Regions from separate parts of the Homo sapiens genome. Here region 1 is linked to region 2. A link is a contact called in ENCODE POLR2A ChIA-PET data. All regions are on one chromosome and are shown on one strand. The core of a region is the stretch at or near the end of the contact, and the rest is flanking DNA. Distances in the headings are between cores, read along the strand shown. Region 1 holds the start of LEF1-AS1 (LEF1 antisense RNA 1). Region 2 overlaps GPRIN3 (GPRIN family member 3).

Region 1 (2,700 bases), core at 28-2,527, about 19 Mb before region 2:
CCTCCCCTCGGCCGGGCGAACTCAAGGGGCGCAGCTCTTTGCTTTGACAGAGCTGGCCGGCGGAGGCGTGCAGAGCGGCGAGCCGGCGAGCCAGGCTGAGAAACTCGAGCCGGGAACAAAGAGGGGTCGGACTGAGTGTGTGTGTCGGCTCGAGCTCCGGGCAGAGGCATTTGGGCCCGAGGCCCCCGCTGTGACTCCCCGAGACTCCGCAGTGCCCTCCACTGCGGAGTCCCCGCGCTTGCCGGCAAAAACTTTATTCTTGGCAAACTTCTCTTTCTCTTCCCCTCCTCCTCGGCCCCCATCTTCTGCTCCTCCTCCTTCTCTAGCAGATTAAATGAGCCTCGAGAAGAAAAACCGAAGCGAAAGGGAAGAAAATAAGAAGATCTAAAACGGACATCTCCAGCGTGGGTGGCTCCTTTTTCTTTTTCTTTTTTTCCCACCCTTCAGGAAGTGGACGTTTCGTTATCTTCTGATCCTTGCACCTTCTTTTGGGGCAAACGGGGCCCTTCTGCCCAGATCCCCTCTCTTTTCTCGGAAAACAAACTACTAAGTCGGCATCCGGGGTAACTACAGTGGAGAGGGTTTCCGCGGAGACGCGCCGCCGGACCCTCCTCTGCACTTTGGGGAGGCGTGCTCCCTCCAGAACCGGCGTTCTCCGCGCGCAAATCCCGGCGACGCGGGGTCGCGGGGTGGCCGCCGGGGCAGCCTCGTCTAGCGCGCGCCGCGCAGACGCCCCCGGAGTCGCCAGCTACCGCAGCCCTCGCCGCCCAGTGCCCTTCGGCCTCGGGGGCGGGCGCCTGCGTCGGTCTCCGCGAAGCGGGAAAGCGCGGCGGCCGCCGGGATTCGGGCGCCGCGGCAGCTGCTCCGGCTGCCGGCCGGCGGCCCCGCGCTCGCCCGCCCCGCTTCCGCCCGCTGTCCTGCTGCACGAACCCTTCCAACTCTCCTTTCCTCCCCCACCCTTGAGTTACCCCTCTGTCTTTCCTGCTGTTGCGCGGGTGCTCCCACAGCGGAGCGGAGATTACAGAGCCGCCGGGATGCCCCAACTCTCCGGAGGAGGTGGCGGCGGCGGGGGGGACCCGGAACTCTGCGCCACGGACGAGATGATCCCCTTCAAGGACGAGGGCGATCCTCAGAAGGAAAAGATCTTCGCCGAGATCAGTCATCCCGAAGAGGAAGGCGATTTAGCTGACATCAAGTCTTCCTTGGTGAACGAGTCTGAAATCATCCCGGCCAGCAACGGACACGAGGTGAGCGGGCCGCTGCCCCAGTTCCGAGAGGCGTGGCGGGTCCCTGGGAAACTCAGAGAGGGAGGAAGGGAACGAAGGCGCCCGGCCGCCCGGCTGAGGGTCCCGAGTAGATCCCTCGTTTGTTTTGGGGTGTGTGCGTAGCTGGGCCCCCGGTCCGCAGTGTGTGTGTGTGTGTGTGTGTGTGTGTGTGTGTGTGTGTGTGTAGGATGGGAGGTAGAGGGGCAGGGTAACTTATTCCAAATGGATCAGTTTAGGGGGTTCGGTGGCTGAACGGTTGGTTCGCGGGCAGGAACCCACAATGTTTCGCCTTCGGTCTTTTTGTTGGGCTGAGGGGTGCCGTGCTTTAAAGCGAGTAGGGCTGAATAACGCTACTGATAAATTCTTCCGTGGGACGGAAAACAAAGTGCACACGCTATCTCTTGGTAGATGTCTCTGCAAAAGTGCGTTAAACCACCAAAGGCTTAGGTGGAGACGAGCAGAGCCACAGGCGGGAGGAAGGGGAGGCGGGCGTGGGCTGGGGCAGGCGGGGCCGTCCCTACCACCGGTGAGCCGGGCCGCGGGGAGCAGGCCGGCCGATGGGGCGCGCACCCGGGCTGCGGGGGCGGTGCGGGGTTCAGTCCCTGCGGCCCCAGCGCCTGGGCTAGCAGCTGGGAGCTGTGGGTGCGCCGAGCCGACCCACCGCAAGGGTACACCCTGGCTGTACCGCCCCCAACTCTAGTTTTCTCCAACCGCCATCACTTGGAAACAAACCCACAACTTTTATTTGGGGTTTGGGACCGGATCAGGCCTTAAATCTACGCAGAAGAAAGGCGGAGAAGCAGCGGAAGCCGGGCACTAGTCCTGCAGGGTGGAAGGCGCTTTATCGGGTCTTCTGGCCCGCTGCGGGCGATAGAGCTGGTAACCTGAGTAGAGTAAATAGAGACACGTGGGTGCTGGCTAGAGAAAGCGCGGAGCAGGGCCGCGCTGGAGGGCTGTTTGAAGCCTAGTCCAGAGCTGGTCTAGGGGGCGGATGGACCCTGATACCCGACACTCCACTGGTCACCCTTGTTCCACAACTGGGAAACCCTCTGGAGGAAATCCGGTAGAAAAGTCCTGACACCCGAATGATTTAACCAACGCCTTTTCCCTCCAAAGAAACTTGGAGGATATACCTTTTTTTCCTTAAATGGCATCTTTCTACCCCCAAAAAGAAAGTGTGTGGTTTTGAGGGCGGGGACATTTTGGGTTTTAAACAGCGCGTTTAAGAACACCTCAGATCTGCCTTCTCTATCCCAATGGCAGAGGTGAGTACGAATTTTGAAAGGCTGGGGGCCTGCGTTCAGAGAACAGAATGGTGTTCTTTACCCGTTGAATCCAGTTTGAGCGGGCTGGGGGCGGGGGTAGGGTGCACCTAACCCCGCGTAAAAGATTTGTGACTACTGTGTGCTGGGAAAAGGAGGTCAAAGGGAGGACA
Region 2 (2,700 bases), core at 10-2,509:
TCTGTGGGGCCACAGGAGCAGTTTGGCAGGACCAAGTGGAGCCAGCAGTGTCAGACATGCAAAAGGCCTGAAAAGATATCTCAAAAGGCCAGTCTACATTGGTGATGTTATTGCAGTAGTAATTGGGGAAGTTGCATATCTTGTGACCAGCCTATTAGCAGAATTCAGGCTCCTCTCCTTCCCCTAGCCTGATGGTCTCATTCTCATTTAAACTATAATCTAAATGTCTTCCAAAGTTAGCTAGGCCTAGGCCTAAGTCCAAGAATAATTAAGGCAGCTTGAAAGCTAAAGGCAAGGAATGGGGAGTTGGGTTGGCTAGATCAGATCTCCCCCACTGCCATAATATTCTCACTGATATAATTTTTGCAAAGGCGATTTCAGGGTGAGAAAAGGGAGCTAGGGAAGGAGCAGTGGACTTGGAAGGTAGACCTGGTGGTGAGTTCCTGTTAGTAAGAAAGCCCAAGTAATTCTACTACCATAATCACTAATATTATTGCTGTTACTACTAGCTAACCTGTGTGCAAAACTCTCTTCTAAGAATGCACAACAATCCTAGAGGAAGGTGTTATTTTCATTCCTGGGTGGCAAGTGTTACAAACCTTAGGCACTGGGGAGTCAACTAATTTGCCTGAGGCCACACAGCTTGTAAGTGGCCAACCAGATGTGAACCTGAATAATCTGATCCTAGAGGCATTGTTAACCACTGTGCCTCTCACACAGTGAAATGTTTCCAGAAGGTAAGGGACAGTAATTCTGAATGGCTGGCAGTCCTCCAGCATGTGGTCTTCAGCCTCCTGTCTCTGTTCATGCCGTTCATTTGCTTTAGTGGCCTCTTCCACCCACCCATTCCTTCACCTGGCTGACTCCCCATCCTTCAGGGCATTCTGCCCAGCACACCTTTCCAGAATCCTGCTGAGGCCCTTACCTCACCAGCTTGTGGTGGGTACCCTGTGATACCATCTGTCATAGCGTTTACCTCAACACAGTTGCTTTTCTGCCTTGTCTTAAAACCTTGGATCCTTCCATTCTTTCATCCTTCGCATTCAATCAGAGGGCACAGCTGATTTGACCTCTTCAGTATTTCTAGGTCCATCCTTCCCTCAGTTCCTGCTGCCAGTGCCCTACTTCTCACAGTTTCACTTACAAAGCCCCCCGCAGTTTTACTTTGTCACACCCTTTAGCCCTATATCTTGCATCCGGAGCTGCAGCCATGCCAACTAAATATTGTTCCAGCCCCACCCCACCCTCAACCACTTCCCCAGTAGGCTGCCTGTATATCTATTCATGCTTGTCCATATGCACCTGAAATGCCCTTTCCTCCCCACTGGTGAAGTCCTGCTTAGTTTTCAAGGCAGCATTGCTGTTGCTTACACTCAGAGGCCTTGGGTGGGCCTTCTCTTAGATATGCCAGCATTGTGCACTCATAACACCCTATGCCGAGCTCTACCAAAGGGCTCACCATTATACCGTAGTCCAGTCTCCCTTTATGTTTCTGCCTCCCCCACTAGATATGAACTTCCTGAAGGTGAGGACTGGCAGATTCCACCCACCTTGTGTGTACCATGATCTGTGTGATTACTTACTATGTTCCTGGTATTTTTTTCCTTCCCTGTTTTGCAGCAGATCTCCACTGGTTCCCCGGAAGCTTTCCCTGATTGCAAAAGTTGGAATGAGTCATTCTTTTCTTGTGTTACCATTGAAATCTGTAGCAATGAAATCACCTTTCTGCCCAGTGGATGTGAGCTTCTGAAGGCAGGAATTGAGCCTTTGTGGCTCTCTAGAACCCACCACAGGCCTGGCACATTGTGTATGTTAAACAATTTGGGATAGCCTAAAAAGTAATGTTTAATGTTTGTGCTACATAGGCCTATTGTTCAGCTGCATGAATTGAGTGAATAAGAAAAATAATTACTCTGAAGGCCTGTCTTTACTTCCTCTCATAGCCCTCAATGAAGCAAGGGATTTTACAAACAAAACACTAAAGGCCTTGGCTATCTTTGTTAATATTAATAACAATCGGTCTTTTTAGGCCTGAACGTATGTGCATAGTGTTCTTATCACTTTCAGAAAAACATTCCTCCATTACCATCTGAGGGTAACATAATCGCATGTGTGGCAAGTCATCAAATTAGTGAATTCTTAAAAGTCCAAGTTATTATATCTTTATTAGGCAGATTTCCACAGATTTGTGAGGTCTTCGATGTAGACTCTGAGACTGTGATTCATAGTTCCCATGACAGCAAAGTGGGGATAGCTCTCTGAGCCACCTCGGGCCACGAAGAGGTAGTTTTTAGTGGGTAAAAATCCCATACTTCTGACAAGTGATTTGTCAGATTAATATTCTACACCAGGGTTGTCCAGTCTTTTGGCTTCCCTGGGTCACGCTGGAATAATTGTCTTGGGCAACACATAAAACACACTAACAATAGCTGATCAGCTAAAAAAAAAAAAAAAAAAAAATTGCAAAAAAATCACATATGTTTTAAGAAAGTTTACAGATTTGTGTTGGGCTATGTTCAAAGCTGTCCTGGACTGCATAAGGACAAGCTTGTTCTACACACTTTGGATCCTTCCTTTCCTAATGAGGCTTATAAATCTGTGAGTTTATCCCAATAATAGATGCACACCACTGAAGCAGGTGAGAGATTACAACCCCTTGAGGGTCAAGGTAACAAGGCATGTTGGAAACATTCCTGACTC

The links. ChIA-PET counts read pairs that join two places held with the same protein, here RNA polymerase II (POLR2A).
Region 1: POLR2A ChIA-PET joins it to region 2 with 19 read pairs in BJ. The contact joins the promoter of LEF1-AS1 here to the enhancer-like site in region 2. POLR2A ChIA-PET finds 5 or more read pairs at or near these places in 2 of 52 experiments (BJ and activated T-cell).

The regions. Positions count from the first base shown.
Region 1 is chr4:108,166,102-108,168,801 of GRCh38, reverse strand. It overlaps LEF1-AS1 (LEF1 antisense RNA 1), which reads right to left and starts at 1,277. Exons shown (of 3, transcript NR_029374.1): 1 at 969-1,277. It overlaps LEF1 (lymphoid enhancer binding factor 1), which reads left to right. Exons shown (of 12, transcript NM_016269.5): 1 at 1-1,247. The coding sequence starts at 1,035. It overlaps LOC124900752, which reads right to left and starts at 863. Exons shown (of 2, transcript XM_047416528.1): 1 at 1-863. The coding sequence starts at 302. RefSeq lists enhancers at 181-270, 1,298-1,799 and a silencer at 1,677-1,916.
Region 2 is chr4:89,282,355-89,285,054 of GRCh38, reverse strand. The region is part of intron 1 of GPRIN3 (GPRIN family member 3); the gene reads left to right. Among named protein-coding and RNA genes, the nearest start is that of GPRIN3, 24 kb to the left of the region's middle. Within about 2 kb of position 1,259, at least 8 of the 41 ENCODE cell types and tissues checked have a DNase peak (open chromatin) inside an H3K27ac peak, as active enhancers do.